2 separate regions of the Mus musculus genome follow, and region 1 is linked to region 2. Evidence: chromatin loops called from intact Hi-C (ENCODE). Cell type or tissue: gastrocnemius. All regions are shown on one strand. Each heading gives the region's core, and the rest is flanking DNA. Links, peaks and the distances in the headings are about the cores only.

Evidence for each region. Hi-C counts contacts between places; a loop is a spot of excess contacts. Peaks named below come from ENCODE experiments on the same cell type or tissue, not always from the same donor. Only the 100,000 strongest peaks of a DNase experiment are listed, where the experiment ranks them.
Region 1: it touches region 2 in a loop (13-fold over the local background); 35 of 42 quality-filtered maps call a loop at or near these places.

What each region holds. Positions count from the first base shown.
Region 1 is chr7:99,586,451-99,594,783 of GRCm38, forward strand. It overlaps Arrb1 (arrestin, beta 1), which reads left to right. Exons shown (of 16, transcript NM_177231.2): 4 at 765-809; 5 at 1,548-1,744; 6 at 2,445-2,504; 7 at 3,201-3,268; 8 at 4,813-4,948; 9 at 6,054-6,138; 10 at 6,540-6,612; 11 at 8,171-8,308. Among named protein-coding and RNA genes, the nearest start is that of Tpbgl, 36 kb to the right of the region's middle. In gastrocnemius, for the core only: a CTCF peak has its summit at 3,837 (motif pointing left); DNase peaks (open chromatin) are centred at 3,808 and 4,879.
Region 2 is chr7:99,494,921-99,503,253 of GRCm38, forward strand. It overlaps Gm39056 (a long non-coding RNA gene), which reads left to right and starts at 5,544. Exons shown (of 4, transcript XR_869821.1): 1 at 5,544-5,630; 2 at 6,319-6,380. In gastrocnemius, for the core only: no CTCF peak of the experiment used is centred there; DNase peaks (open chromatin) are centred at 4,416 and 5,461.

The DNA of each region.
Region 1 (8,333 bases), core at 129-8,128, 91 kb after region 2:
CAGCAACCCATTAAGCTGTGACTTCCCTGCTGGGGTAGAGCCCTGTGAGCCATCATTTCCCAAGGCAGACACTGTTGCTTTGGAGACCAGCTTTCAATACATCAGCCTTTGGAGGACATTTAAGATGCAAACCGTAACATTCGGGCTCACACATGCCAGGGGCTGTCCAAATACTTCTGTGTGTGACAGAATTTACCCATGTGCACGTTGGCACACGCTGCCCATCGGATGTGACATGAGCCCTGAGAGACTGACCAGAACCCCTGATTCATAGACCCCTCTCACCCCCCCCCCCAATTCAGGAAGCTTTGAAAATCTCGCTGATCCTAAGCCTGGTGCAGAGTCTGTTTATTACAAAGCTGGCCTAACATGACTCAAGGCCATTTACCATAGTTAGTAGCCTCTTGGCGAGATTAGTCATTTAATGATGGCAATTCTGAGAAATGTCCTCATGTGGTTTTGTCACTGTGTGGAGGACATAGTGTGCTTACACAATCTAAAATCACCATGATGTCCCTAGGCAGTATGCACTCAGGGGACCACCTCATATATACCACTCTTTGAAACCCTGTTCTATAGGCTGAGACTGTAGCTGTGTTTTCCTATAGAGCTGTCAACGGCTCTGATAGTAGGTACACACCCTGCAGAGGGCCATGCCCCAATGGACAGTGAGCCTGATTGCCTTTGGGATTTGGTTTGAGTGGATGGTCGGGGCTCAGGTTGAGAAGGTCACGCAGGGGGACTCTGTTCATTGTCTCCCCCAGATGGTGTGGTCCTGGTGGATCCTGAGTATCTCAAAGAAAGGCGAGGTAAGCTGTGGTCCTCCGACTCCCAGCATGCCTGTAGCCTCCACATCCTCTGCTCTCCAGTGACATCAGCATGCTGCCTTGATGCTTAAGCAGCCTCTCAGCGAATCCCATGGCACCTCCCTGTCCATTCTCCTGTTTCCTTAAATGAACCAGTGCATTTACCGCACTAAGAACTTTGGTTTCCTCTGATGCAGAGGTCTCCTGCTTCTTGCTCACCATATGAAAGCTTACGCCCCAAGCCCAGGCCCATCAATAACACAGCAAGGCTTGGGGGAGGGAGGATGACAGCGGAACAGGAGAGAGGGTCTCATTTTATAGATGGTAAAGGTGAAAGGTCTGTGTACAAGCTTAGGGTTAGGCTGGGCTGAGGTTCCCCCGCCTTTTAGACCCATCCTTCTGTGGGCCTCCCTCTAGGCTGTTTCTCTGCCCTGCTCCCCAGTCCACCAATGTAATCCAATTACCATGGCTGTCTGACTGCTTAACCATCCTTCTTGCTCCTCCATACTCCTGGACTGGGGTGAGCGAGGGAGGGCCATCATGAGGCTCCTTCCTAAGAGACCATATCAAGGCTGCCCTTGAAGTCACCTTGCATTAGAAGGCAATGTACTCATTCTATTTAAACCTGGGATGGGCTTGTACCTCTAGTATGCAAACCCCAGGGCTACAGCTGGAGCTCTGGGAGAGGGGGTTTGTATGCTACCCTCCCAGGCCCCTCCTCAGTTCCCCTGCTCCTCACAGTCTACGTGACACTGACCTGCGCCTTCCGGTATGGCCGGGAAGACCTGGATGTCTTGGGTCTGACTTTTCGGAAAGACCTGTTTGTGGCCAATGTGCAGTCCTTCCCACCGGCCCCCGAGGACAAGAAGCCACTGACACGGCTACAGGAGCGACTCATCAAGAAGCTGGGCGAGCATGCCTGCCCCTTCACCTTTGAGGTCAGCACGCCTTCCTGCATTCCAGGAGCATTCTGGGATGCTCTCAGGGCCGGTACATGGGGAACCCAGGAGGGCAGCTGCTTTAGCTCACCCAGCTGGGACCCAGGCGCTGTCCTGTACATTACCTGTTAAGTGCCTTACCTCTGCCCACTGTGGACATGCCACCTTAACCTCTAGGTTACTCCTCTGGCCCTCCTGCATTTAAGTTACTAGAAAAAGGAAGGGCCAGGGATGGTTGCAGCGAAGGAAAGACTCCTGCCTGGCCCTGGATCCCTGTGTACGTCCCTTCAGACAGGCTGCTTATATGCCCCGCTCATCCACTGTCATGCCTCCTTACCATTTCAAGACCCCATGCTTCTGGAGTCCACATCTTCCTGTTTCTGAGGCTCCATGACCGCAGGACAAGGCTGAGTAGAGAACCTAGGTGAAGAGCATTTGAATTCTCATCTTCCATAGCCTGCCCTGATTTTCTGTGGGGCATAGTGTGATATGGCTTGGCCAGGAGAGAACCAGTCTCTTTCAGGGGCTCCTTGTCTGATGGAAAAGATATAGCTTGTTTTCAGAGGACTTGGTCTGATGGAGGAGAGATGGTCTGTCCTCACGGGGTCTGGTCTGATGGGTGTATAGTAGCGACAGAGGTGTGTCGGGAGAGACAAAGCAGAGGTGAAAGGTTAGCTCATGTTATTTGTCTCCTGAACAGATCCCGCCAAACCTTCCATGCTCAGTCACTCTGCAGCCTGGGCCTGAGGACACAGGAAAGGTAGGTCACTCCAAGAAGGCCATCTCGGGTCCAGACTCTCATGTCCCCAGAATCCTGGTTTTCCCCCCCATGGGGTGGTGGACAGTTCAAACTCCCTTTCCTGTGGAAGCTGCCTGGCTGATGTTCCTTGGATAAGCAATCATTCACAGGCTCCCTCAAGTCACTTTTTCTGGCTCTGGTGTTGACTGCACAAGACCAGCAAATTCTGAGCACCTACACATGGCCTCACACAGGCCCTGGTAACTTTGAATTTTACAGAGGGCATAGCTGAAGCTTAGAAAGGGGTGGAAGGAGCAGGTCCCAGCCCCCAGACTCCACTCTCTCATCTGCAAAGCAGAGGCAATGAGCATACGCCTTCACGTTGTTAGAGAGTTAGGGGGGTTCTGTGACACTCAGCACAGGGTCGTCATGTTGCTGGTGGCTGTCTTGAGAACAACCACCCAGACTGAAGCTGGAGTCTCAAATGGGATTGGGGTTGGCTGGTGGGCTCACAGGAGCCCTCCAGTGGAAGGAGCTGGGCCAGGGGCAGCGTGGAGACAAAGTGAACATTGGGTACCAGGGTTTCAGATTCATGACAAGGAGTCCTCAGGTGGGAGAAGCTTGTGTTTTCACCCAGAATTCTAATTTGTAAGGTGGGAGGGTGGTTGGGGACCTTGCCTCCCCAATGCCATGGGGTCAGCATGTCCTTCTCCACAGGCCTGTGGTGTGGATTATGAAGTCAAAGCCTTCTGTGCTGAGAACCTGGAGGAGAAGATCCACAAAAGGTAGGCAGGATACTGGTGGGAGAAGGGAGGAAGGACAATGAGGGGAGTCGAAGGAGTCGCAGTGAGGAGAGGCTTTGCTGTGAGAAGGGTCTAGAAGTCTGTCAGGTGATGGCGAGCTTCCTGGAGGAGGTGAGCCAGGCTTCTCTCACATCCCTACCTCTCTCTGCCTTACCCCTGCAGCCTGTTGATATTAGAAAGACCCCCAACTTCAGTTAACTTTCAACAGTGGGTAGTTGGGAGGCCCTCAGCAGGAGTGAAGCCTGTGTTTGTGGACAGATCTGAACAGGGGACAGAAGTGGAGGAAGGTGAACATAGAGGGGACTCAGTGTGGCTCAGAGTGTGCTCAGCATGGCTCAGAGAGCCAACATTTTCCCATAGTGCTTGGCAGACAGGGGGGACAAAGCTTCTGGTCCTGACTTCTCATGGCTGCCCTTCCTGGGGGTCCTGGGATTCAGACCTCCTGCCTCCTGGCCTTCACCTGGCTATGATGCCCTTGCATCCTAAGTCAGCCGCTGAGGGGTGCTCACCAGCTCTTTAGGGATGACTTTGCCACCTGGTGGCGACTAGGAGTATCACAAGCATTTTCATCTGTTGTGTGGTTGTTCTTGTATGGGGGAGACAAGAAAGACTCTTCTCTCTTGTGTCTGTCCCCTTAAGATCTGTGACAAAGGAGACCTAATGGCGTTATGGGATATGAGAGGGATTTTGAGCAGAATAATGAACAGCAGGAAACACTGAGAGTCACCACCCTCACCCTCTCCCAATGGGGCATCTTAAGTCTACTCCCAAGATTCACTAGTCATAATGATACAATAGCTGTCAGTTCTCAAAGGCTTAGTTAGTTCCGGTCATGTTCACAGTAATGGACAGATGTGGTTTAACCTTCCCCGGGGTCCTGAGGGCTAAGTGCTGTTGTCATTGTTTCACAAATGAGAAAACTGATGCACAGGGAGGTAATTTCCCCAGGTCATACTCACCAGCTCAGTCCGTCTTTGCTTCTACCCTAAGCCTTGTGACCTCCACTGAACCCCTCTCACTTGTGAGTCTCACTGAGTCACCTCTTCACTCTCCTGCACCTCTTGGCTGAATCAACATCCCATAATGACCCCCCCACCTCCACCTCCCACAAGGGCCTGTCAGTTCTGCATGCTTCCACATAGCAGATAAGGCTGCCAGGCAGCAGGTACTGGCCCGTGTGCTGAGACCGTGGTAGTGAACCAGCTGGGCAAGAAGTTCCCATCCTCCAGCGGCTTACACTATTAGGAGACACGGGGAACACAAAGTAAAAAATAGGCCCTTTCTTACCATCATGCTGGGGACTGGGACACGCAGACCCAAATGAAGTGCTGTTGTCGGGTGGCTCAGGGACAGAATTGAGGAGGCTGGGGCTGAGTCACATGGTGACAAACCCTCCTGCTCAACCTCTGTGATCAGTGGGCAATGGGGAGCTACAGTAGACTCTTGAACAGGAGAGGGGTCTAGGTATTACAGAGAAGAGAGTGGAGGCTGGTGACTCTGTCTTTCTCCCCATGCATCTTCCTTAGGAACTCTGTGCGGCTAGTCATCCGGAAGGTTCAGTATGCCCCTGAGAGACCTGGCCCTCAGCCCACGGCTGAGACTACCAGACAGTTCCTTATGTCAGACAAGCCCCTACACCTTGAGGCATCACTGGATAAGGAGGTAAGAGGCCCAGACACCACTGTCCTCAGCTCTACTATCCCTCAGGTCCCAGTGTCTCTGGACTGTCCTTGAGGGTTTGGGGAATCCTGTTGGGGTCCAAAGGACTGGCAGAGGTGGGCATGTGCACCTATGGAACAGGAGCAATGGAAGGGTCCTGGCCATTCCTCCTTACACTCTTATAATTGCCTGTTTCAAACTGGAGGGAGAACCCCAGCTAATCAGCAGGGTGGTGATGGGGAACAGGACTCAGGGTCTCCTTGCTATTACCCTTATCAGTGAGCTAGAAGGTGAAAAGTTCTTGAAGTCAGGTGACTCTGAGCCAGCTGACTGGGGTATGGGTATGTCCCTCCTTCTTGGGGTAGCTAAAGACAAGAGCCTGGACAAGGTGGTCCCTGAGAATTCCGAGCAGGTCCTCCAGTAGCTGGTTAGCCTTTCCTCTCTTTCTCTGAGTCTTCTAGAGTTTAATGTGTCTGTGAACCCAGACCATCAGAGCCCACAGGAACTTGAGACCTTACTCTGTTCAAGCCTGCACATAGGATAAAGGAGAAACAGCATCTCACTTAACCTGTCCAAGGTTATGCAATGGTTGTCACCATCATTGCTATTATTGCTGTCTTAGCTGGTGGTCAGAATGAGACTGGAGCCGAAGATGTCAGCTTCATTTTCCTATGTGTGTATGTGTGAGTGTGCATGGGTGGGTGGGTGTGTGTGTACATCTGGAGGACAGCCTTGGAGGTATTATTCTCAGGAGTGCCATCCCCCTCCTTTGAGGCAGTCTCTCATTGGCCTGGAGCTTACTAACTCGGCTAGACTCTGTGGGCACCGAGCCTCAGGGATCCTCTTGTCTCTGCCTCCCTAGTGCTGGGATTACAAGATCAAACTCAGGTCCTCGTGTTTGCAACACAAGTACTTGACTGGCAGAGCAGTCCCCCGAGTTCAGGAATGTCATCTTCTAATACAGATATCTTTGAAAGGTCCCACAGTGGTACTGAAGGTCCATATGCTTGGTAGTTTTGTGACACTTTTATCTCAGTGGGAAGTGGCTGGTGAGCTGGGGGCAGAGTTCAGTGTCCCTGTCCATGCTCTCCTGTCATCTGCCTCACAGATCTATTACCACGGAGAACCCATCAGCGTTAATGTCCACGTCACCAACAACACCAACAAGACTGTGAAGAAGATCAAGATCTCGGGTAGCTGGGGATCCTACCGAGGGTTGGGATAGCTGCAGGTGTGGCCTTTGTTAAAAGCCTGAGATGATACCATTAGTAGCTTTGGAAGCTTGGGTCTGCTGTCAGCCTACAGTGGCTTCAAAGCTGTAGGCACTTGGGGCAGTGGGTTTACCGCTTTGCATGCCCCTTCATAGGCTTTCTGGGCCCTGGACAAGCTGTTCTGGGAGGAAAGATTTGGTCATGGAAGGGACTGGGTTTTGATGGGGTTTTCTGTGTGGGTGGAGTCTGGGGTGGTGGCCTCTGATAAATGCTGGTCGTTGTCTCAATCTAAGCAAGCACACCTACTACAGGGAACTTGAGGGCTATCTTGAGAGGTACCCCCTGACTCATGTACCCACCTCCCCTGCTCCCTCTTTCCCCAGTGCGCCAGTATGCAGACATCTGTCTCTTCAACACAGCTCAGTACAAGTGCCCAGTGGCCATGGAGGAGGCTGAGTAAGTGTGTCTGAAGCCGACTTTGGACAGGTGGGACTAGACAGGACAAAGGGGAGCTCTGAGTCCAGGCCCAGGCATCTCTTCTCAACCTGCAGAGAGATGTCCTGGGGTAGGACTCATGTGGCATGTGCCTTTATGTGCTGAGTAGCCTCACTGGCTTCTGTTTCGGTCTTTGAGTCCAGGTCTCACTTTGAGACCAGGCTGGCCTGAAACTCAGAGCCTGAGCTTACTTGGAATCAGGGCAATCCTTCTACTTTAGCCTTCCAAGCGCTGACGTTATAGGTGTGAGCAACTGCACCTGCCACTTTGACATGGTTTCTAATATTCTAGAGATGGAGCTGTTATTACTAAACCAAATATTCTTGCATTATTGGATATTCTCAAATTCACTGTTGATTAAGAATAAAACCTACAGCCATGAGACATAGACTTCTGGTGAGTGTTGGGGGGTACGTTGAATGACCCAGAGCCAGGAGAGCATTTAACCCCAAGTGGAACATAGTCATAGCCATAGTCTGTCACATATTTGCATCTGCAGTCTGGAGAAAGGGTAGCTGCCTGGGCTTCCAGTAAGCATTCCTGTGGGGTTGGGCTTGGGGTTGAGATGTGGCCGGCTCTGCTCCCTTCAAGAGGCAAATTTAGGTCTTATTCCAGGACTGTCCCAGTGTCAGGTGCACGCATCTGCCTCATCTTTGAGAAGGGAGATGGGGGATAAAATAGCACCAGCCAAAGGGAACAACAGAGGTTCCTGTGCATGACTGATAGATACACATTGCAGCAAGTAAAGTTTCAATGGTAGAACCTAGGTGGGGGCTTCCAGGCATTTACTCATGGTTTGTATGCCCACTTTTGAACATAAACGTGGGCTGGAGAGATGGCTGAGCAGTTAGGAGCACGTGCTGTTCTTCCTCCAAAGGACCAGGGTTCATTTTCCAGTACCCACACCAGGCTGCTCACAGCAGCTTGTAAGTCTAGTTCTAGGGGATATGATGCGCTCTTCTGGCCAATGAGGGCACTTGCATGTGAGTGGTGCACAGACAGTCATGGAGGCACACACACACACACACACACACACACACAAATTAAAAACTTAATCATTAAATAAAAACTAAAAATAAATGTGTGGGCTAGAGAGATGGCTCAGTGGTTAAGAACACCGACTGCTCTTCCAGAGGTCCTGATTTCAGTTCCCAGCAACCACATGGTGACTCATGACCATGGAATGGGATCCAATGCCCTTTTCTTGTATGTCTGAAGATAGGGACAGTGTACTCATATACATAAAATAAATAATCTTTTTTAAAAGTGTGCTATTTAAGTGTGCATGGTGACCATGCCTAGTTTAGGATTAGTCCTGCTTGTGTGTGGTGGGCCTCTCCTCTTTCCCATGGCAGTGGGCTTGCTGCTTGAGCTGGGCTCAGCCCAAGTGGTTGCCTGCATCTGGGAGATAAGGGTTGCTGGCAGAGGGCGTTGTGGAACAGGGCCAGTCCAGGCGTCTTGGCTGGGTTAGGGCTGGCTGTGATAAGAGTCATCTTCATGCTGCCTCTCTACTTCCCAGTGACAATGTGGCACCCAGCTCAACATTCTGCAAGGTCTATACGCTGACTCCCTTCCTGGCCAACAACCGAGAGAAGCGGGGACTCGCCCTCGACGGGAAGCTCAAGCATGAGGACACGAATCTGGCTTCCAGCACGCTGTGAGTGAGAGCCCGCCCCTAAGAC
Region 2 (8,333 bases), core at 191-8,190:
GTGGTGTGGTGCACATACAGATGAGCAGGCACACACACACACATATGCATACACACGCACACATACATATGCATACACATACACACACATGCATACACACCGCACACACACATATGCATACACACACATACACACACACATGCATACACACACGCACACACATACATACACGCACACACATACACACAGACATACACACACACACACATTTTATTTAAAAAAAAAAAAGTCCCAGGGAAAGAAAAATGAGAATGGATGGTTAGTGTAAGCTTTAGAGACAGGAGTCTCCATATCTTTCTCTATCTGTGGGTATCCATTGTGAGGAGCAGAACTTCCCCTGTGATGCTATGGACCTGAAAAACTGAGATGCAGGAGTTGAGAAGGCACATCCTGTGAAGGAGGAGCAGTCGTGGCTGTTCAGCTGGAGACAGCACAGGGTGGAAATCTGCAGCCAGCTCGATCTGCCTCACACCCCAGTGCTGCCACCAGCAAGCCTTGTGATCTGACCAGGCCTCTAGTCCCCTTGAAAACCAGGAAATTAACACGAACCCTGTAGGGTTGCTGTGCTTCAGTCGCATGGTCACATCTGAAAAGCTTTTGGTGTCTCATCTTGTACATGAGGAGTCCTTGTTAGATGGGACAGATTATCCTACTCTTTCTTCCTTCCTTCCTTTCTTTCCTTTTTTTTTTTTTTTTTTTTTTTTTTTGGTTTTTCGAGACAGGGTTTCTCTGTATAGCCCTGGCCTGGCTGTCCTGGAACCCACTTTATAGACCAGGCTGTCCTCGAACTCAGAAATCTGCCTGCCTCTGCCTCCCAAGTGCTGGGATTAAAGGTGTGTGCCACCACTGCTCAGCCAATTCTTCTTCTTCCTAATTCCCTGGAAGCTAGTATTCTGCTAGCAGCCTTCAGATGAAGAAGTAGAACTTTCAGCACCTCCTGCTCAATGCCTGCCTGGATGCTGCCGTGTTCCCACCTTGATGATAATGGACTGAACCTCTGAACCTGTAAACCAGCCCCAATTAAATGTTGTCCTTCATAAGACTTGCATTGGTCATGGTGTCTGTTCACAGCAGTAAAACCCTAACTAAGACACCAGTGATTACTGTGCTTGTCTCTTCCCATAATGCACCTGATTTTAATCACGTGCATGCCCATTGATGCATAGACACAAGATAGTAACAGGGAATTCTTCCTAAATGTTCTCTTAGGAGACATGGATCGTCTTATTGACCATGCATCCTGTGCTGGCTAATTTCATGTCAGCTGGACACAGCTATAGTATTCAGAGAAGAGGGAACCTCAATTGAGAACATGCCTCTATAAGATCAGGCTGTAGGCAAGTCTGTGGGACTTAGTGATTAATGTGTGAGGGTTCAGCCTTTCATGAGTGGGGCCCAACCCTGAGCTATTGGTTTCAAATGCTATTAGAAAGCAGACTGAGTAAGTCATAAGGAGCAGCTATCTTCCATGCCCTCTGCAACAGCTCCTGACTCTAGGTTCCTTCCCTGACTTCCCTCTGTGATGGACTGTTACCTGAAAGTGTAATAGAAATGAATTCTTTCCTCCACAAGTTACCTTTGGAAATGATACTTCATCAGAGCAATAGAAACTTTAGACAGATTCCAAAACAGTTCAAAGCAGACTGGACCCTTTATAGCTAAGACATAACTAGAATGTGATTAAGTAGAATCTGACTTGAAGGATCATTAAGGGAAATAATCCCACTGTTTGGAGTTGTGTATGTATGGGAGGGTACAGGTTGATATAGGTGTGAGATCCTAGGTTGCCAACAGAGATCACTAAGGACATTGTAGGAAGGGGCTCAAGCCAAGTGGAGTCTCAGGTTGCTAACATCTCCTATGCTGGTTGATCTCACACGTAATGTCACCCAACAGCAAGACATGGTTCATCTCTTACAAAAGCATAAGACATTAGTTACCACCATCTCCCATACGTGGAACACTGTGTCCCATACAGGCAAAATGGCCCACATAGACATGATATACACAGCAGGGGCCATTCCTTGGAAAGAAAAAGATGGAACAAAAAATAAGTAGGTCAGAGACTTGGGACTCCAAAGGGAACCAAGTCACAGGAAGGATAGGTGCAGGCTTGGTACAGGCGGAGGGCTCCTTCTTAGAGACATGCCATTAGGACTACAGAGTTTGATTCTCCAGGTCTTGAAAGTCCTGGCTTTGAGAGAGCATCTCAAAGAAGGAAAAGGAAGATGGCTGCTGGCGTATACCTGCGTGGTGAATTCTAGCCACAAGTAGTTATGACTTCACGAGATTAGAAATATTGGGATAAAGCTTTTATCATTATCAACTGGCTCTTAAATTACTGTATTGGCATCTTGTAAACTGTGATATTATTGATACATAAATCTGATTGGCTAAAAATAAAAAAAGAAAAAGAAAAAAGAAAAGAAAGAAAGTCCTGGCTCTGATCGAGGAACTCAATGGATGATGGGTAAGTTGTTCTTGTGAAACAGCAGACTGCCACCACCACACCTTCTTTAGACTTCATTAAAAGAATGAATAAGTCAGATAATGACTTGGGCCCATGAGTGTTCTCATTCATGGAACAACTGTCACTCTTGACCCTGTGCCTGACATGTTCCATCACTTTGCTTTGAATGAAGTTTCATCACTCCTTTGCAAATGCACTGCAACAATCCCCACTCACTTGGGAGAGATTGTAAGGTGACACAGGTGCCTTGGAAAGCTTTTAAAAATACTATTTACTTATCTATTATCATTGTGTGTGCACACATGCATGCACATACCAGCTTCATGCTAAGGCCAACGTGAACGCGCCCGATCTCGTCTGATCTCGGAAGCTAAGCAGGATCGGGCCTGGTTAGTACTTGGATGGGAGACCGCCTGGGAATCGGTTCTTCATTTCTACCACGTGGTTTCATGAGATTGAACTCAGGTCGTGAGGCTTGGTGGTGAGAGACCACATTTTGGGTTCAGACTCCAGCTTAGAGAACCTGATCTAGTTTGAACTCAAGGCCGGCACCTACCATTAGTTTCCAAGTTATTCCCCAACAAAACCCGAGCGTAGCTCCAGTTCCTAGGCTAACCCCAACAAAACCTGTGTTTCCAGTTTAATCTCCCCCAACAAACCTGCGTCTAGCACCAGTCTCCAGGTTATTTCCCCCAACAAATCTGCATCTCCAGGTTACAAGCCTGCCCCTGCCTAACAGCCACCGATTAGGAAGAAATCAGAAGTTTATGGTTGGGCTCCCAGCACCAGCCAATTATGCTAAAGGCCACAGTAGCACTCTGATTAGATGCTTGCCAGGCTAGAAATAATCACCCCTTGCTTGAAGTTTTCTCTAAAACCTGTCTCAATAAATGTTCAGGACGTTTCCTCCACTGGAACCGTCCTTCAGGTTGGTGGTGAAGCCCAAGCTAGCTCGAATAAAGACCCTGGTGTGGTCTTTTGGGGTTCACGTACACTTCCTTGGAACTACAGTGGTAGGCATCTTTTCTTGCTGAGCTGTTTCACTGGCCATGGAAAGCTTGTTACTTTGGAGGAATGGTGGTTGTACCTGCAGCCCACCAATTCCCCTCTTGGGGAGATAGCACGTAGTTCTATCTCCAAAAAGTTCTGTTCACATTCTCCCTACAAAAAGCTGAGGGCGCCGGGCGTGGTGGCGCACGCCTTTAATCCCAGCACTCGGGAGGCAGAGGCAGGCGTATTTCTGAGTTCGAGGCCAGCCTGGTCTACAAAGTGAGCTCCAGGACAGCCAGGGCTATACAGAGAAACCCTGTCTCGAAAACCCAAAAAAAAAAAAAAAAAAAAAAAAAAAAAAAAAAGCTGAGGGCTAGAAAATTTACTATTATTGTTGTTATTATTATTATTATTATTATTATTATTATTATTATTATTTCCTTTTCTGGCAACAAGGTCTTACTAGGTGGCCCTCACTGGCCTAGAACTCTCTATGTAGACCAGGCTGGCCTCAAACTCAGAAATCCACCTGCCTCTGTCTCATGAGTGCTGAGACTAAAGATGTGCGCCATAGTGCCCAGAGAGAACTTTCAACTTTTGTACCCAAGCTACAGACAGCTTTCCCTCATTAAGTTTGAATACATCTGCAAAGACTATAATTTGTAGCATTATTTATCACAATGCTAATGCCTTAAAACAGAGCAGTTAGACACTCTTTTAAATACCCTGTATTCACAGAAATAGGAATGCTATTGGAATTTGATACTGACCATAATCTACTTAAAATATACAGATCCATTTTCCTTAAAGAGCTGCCCATTTTATGTCAGCTCATCTATAGTTCCACGCAGCCCTGGGATATCTTCATGTATTCTTGGAAACTCAGAGGTCCCTGTAGAGTTGATCCATGACCTCTCCCATCTGCTCCCATTGCCCTGGTTGGCTGAGTTCACCCAGGACTGGCAAAATTCCAGAAAGATCCCAAGCAGCTGGGCATTTTCCCAGTCTACTGTCAGATTGAAATGTAGTTCATTTCCACTCCCTTTGTTGACTGACATGATGCTTCTGACATAGAGTCCTAGCATGCAACAAAGAACACCCTCAAATCATGCCTACTCAAGTAACAGTTTCACACATTAGTGGCTACAGTTACCAGGAGTTTGCAATGTACTGGGCCCTGTGCTAAATGTGTGGTAGACATTCTATAATGCTAAGAGCCGTGGATGTAACTCAGTGGTAGAGCACTAACCTGTGAGGATGAAGGCTTGATCTGGCAAAAAGAATGAGGCACACTATATAATTCTCATATACAACCTCCATTATGACTTCGTGGTGAGATCAAGCCTGTTGCCATGCTATGAACATAACACAGTAATAACATAACATTGCCAATAACAGAAAATTACCTTCTAGGACACAAGTTCTAGCTCCATAAATTCAGGCATTTTTTAACATCAAGGGGTGAGTTGCATCTTTCTCAGATGTAAACAATAACTTTCCACCAACAAGTAGCCACAATTAAAAGGTGCATGCAGGGCTGGTGAGATGGCTCAGCGGTTAAGAGCACTGACTGTTCTGTCATGAGTTCAAATCCTAGCTGGTAGCTCACAACCATCTGTAGTGAGAGACCAAAAAAAAGTGTATGCATTTTAATCATGCTAGCAATAAGCAAAAGGACAGTCAATAGGGACCAAGAAATAACCGAGGTTCCTTTTGTAGACTGGATTTTTGTTCTGTTTTGGCTTCAAACTCTTGGTGTAGCAGAGGATGTCTTTGAACGCCTCAGTTTCTTACTTCCACCTCGGACGTGCTGAGATGGCAGGCGGGAAAGACCGTCTCATCTCCACACTCCGAATCCAGCAAAATCAAAGGATTGGAAAGAGTTAGGATCCTTGGTTTGGGACCTCAAAAGTGTTTCAAGAATTAGATACAACCCCACTACTAAGGGTAGCTGTCATTGGAGGGTTGCGTAGAAGAGCAGCCGCTTGGGGGCAGCAGAACACAGGGCAGAAGCCTCAGCGCTGTCCTGAAAGCAGGAGAAAACAGGCTTAAAAGCCTGGCTGAGGCTGTCTCTTTGGAGCCACAGCTGTGAATGCAGAGGAAGGAAGGCCTGGAGCCCGGAGGTGGGAAGTGAGCAAGAACTATCCAATAGGAACACAATGTGAGCAACGTATGTAATTTAGCTTTCCTGCTTTTTCCTTTTTTTTTTTTCCTAAATAAAATGTTGGTTTATTTTCAAGTTTTCTAGTACTCTTTTTATTAGGTCTCAAACCCTGAATAAATGGCTAATTGTGGTGTTCATCAACATATCAAAGCTGGCTGCCAGGTTCTCCCAGCTCCCCTCGATCTCTACCTGTTACAAGGCCCTCTTGGCTAGCACACCCCGCCCCTAACAGAACTTCTCCTGCCCCAGCTCCTCTGGACCCCATAACTCAGATATTTTAGCTATGCCAGTCTCTTGACCAATCTCTTGGACGAGGCTGACCCTCTCAGTCAGCGGCTCCTCCCCTCTCCTCAGGGTCTTGCTCACTCTGGACTCTCCCAGATGTCCTTGCCTCTGCCTCTGCTAGTTCTCCCTTTATCTACAGTAAACATTCTCCTCGACTATACCTAAGAGCAGTCAGGTCTTTCTTATTTCTATTCTCCTTTAAAAAGTCCCTTTCAACAAAAGTAAGAAAAAGAAAAGAATTTTAATATTTTAGTTTAATCCCATATTTCTAAACTGTTATTAATATAAAGTTTTAGTCATCTTGCATTGTTATTAACATTTTTTAGTATTAATACTGAAATCCAACGTGTATTTTGTATTTATAGGATTTTTTGTGTGTATGGGTAGTTAATTTAATCTAATCTATTAGGTGTTTTTGCTGTGGAGAGGGGTCTTGTGAGGATTCCAAGAGTCTCCCCAGAAGATACTGAGGTAAATATAACAACTGGGCATAGTGGTACAAGCCTTCTTATCACAGTACTTGGGAGGCACAGGTGGGTGGATCTCTGGGAGTCTGAGTGATGGGCCAGACTATATTCAACAGAAATGGGAGTGCTAGAATATTGGCTTTGGTCTCTCATTTCCATGCTCTTTAACTTTTAAAACCTCACTTATTAGTTACACTACACAAACACAGGCATTTATTGCTTGTATACTTAAGCACTTGCAAATATAGATGTATTTAAAAACAGGTTCTTAGAAAATATAGGGGAAAAAAAGTAGGGAAACAGGCTGGTGAGATGGGTCAGTGATTAAGAATACCGGCTGCTCTTCTGGAGGCCATGAGTTCAAATCCCAGTAACCACATGGTGGCTCACAGCCATCCCTAATGAGAAACAAACAAACAAACAAACAAAAAACCCTATGGGGCCAGAGTGTGCGGGAGCTGGAGTGAGCGGGGACAGAGCAAGAGGGAAAAGGGAAGGGAGGGGGAGTAGGGAAACTAGGAAAATGTATCTACCGTGGCATCACTGCATGTAGCTCAGGCCTCAAGATCAGGTGCCTCCTGCCTTAGTCTCCTGTGCATCAGGGTTCCAGATATATGCCACCATTCCTAGCTCTGTTGGGCTTGTTTGTTTGCTCGGAACAGGGGTCCTACAACACAAGAAGGTCTTGACCTTGATAAGGATAGTGGAACTATCTCAGATCTGCCATCAATATAAATGATGTCATGGAGGTTATATCTTTCTGACTAACCTACAGCCCACCACCTGGCTAGCTCTACCTCTCTGGTCTGGTCTGGTCTGGTCCATTTGCTCACCTCTGTGTCTGCTAGTGTGAATCTCTCTCTCTCTCTCTCTCTCTCTCTCTCTCTCTCTCTTTCTCATACACACACACACACACTCCACTTCCTCATCACAATCAGATACAATTCTAGATTGCCTCTAGGCTATACCAAGGTTTTGTCAGCATTTAGCTCTCTGTTGTTACAGAATTCATAATTTAATATGTAGGGACACACCTTCATACAATGTACCCCAACATCTTCCTCTTTTAGTCCAAGAAATAGCTTTCTCTCTAACATCAGTAAGCTATACATACACAATGAGAATAGTTATGAGACACATGAGGTAAGAGTTGCATTCACAGAGTCCAGTCCATGTGTATTTTGGCAACCTTGGAGACAGCACTCTACTATCTGTACTAACTAGGTGAGTACAAACTTTTGTGCCTGAGTCACTTTCTATCATCAGTCAAGCTTTCACATGCTCTAACTTTCACAGTGGCATTGGCCAGCCTTAGAACGCCTTCTTAGACCTTCCAACCTTCATCAACCTTGAAACACCTTCTCATAATTTAAACTTTTATGTCCTTCTACCTTTGTAACTTGTATTTACCACCTTTAAAACATCTTCCTAACCCCTAAAACTCTAACTCTAATAGATCCTTCACAACTCAAGCTTTTATGTCTTTATATAAACTTACACTTTTGTGAGTTTTCTTTTTTGCATCTAATAACAAGGAAAACTGTAAGACTTTAACTATCTAGTCCTCGACCCCATAAGAGACCTGAGAATGATAAAAATCACCTTAGTAAGCAGGAAGTGCAGAGCAAACTGTGTCTAACACTGAGAAATGGGGCTGGTGAGATGGCTCAGCGGTTAAGAGCACCGACTGCTCTTCCAAAGGTCCTGAGTTCAAATCCCAGCAACCACATGGTGGCTCACAACCATCCGTAACGAAATCTGATGCTCTCTTCTGGAGTGTCTGAAGACAGCTACAGTGTACTTACATATAATAAATAAATAAATAAATATTAAAAAAAAAGACTGAGAAATGGCAAACTACTGGCGATCTGGACAACCATGATTCCTCTATATCGGTGGGGCATCCATCTTTGACCTTCAGGCTTAGGAGATCTGATAGACTTATCTGCAAAGCAGT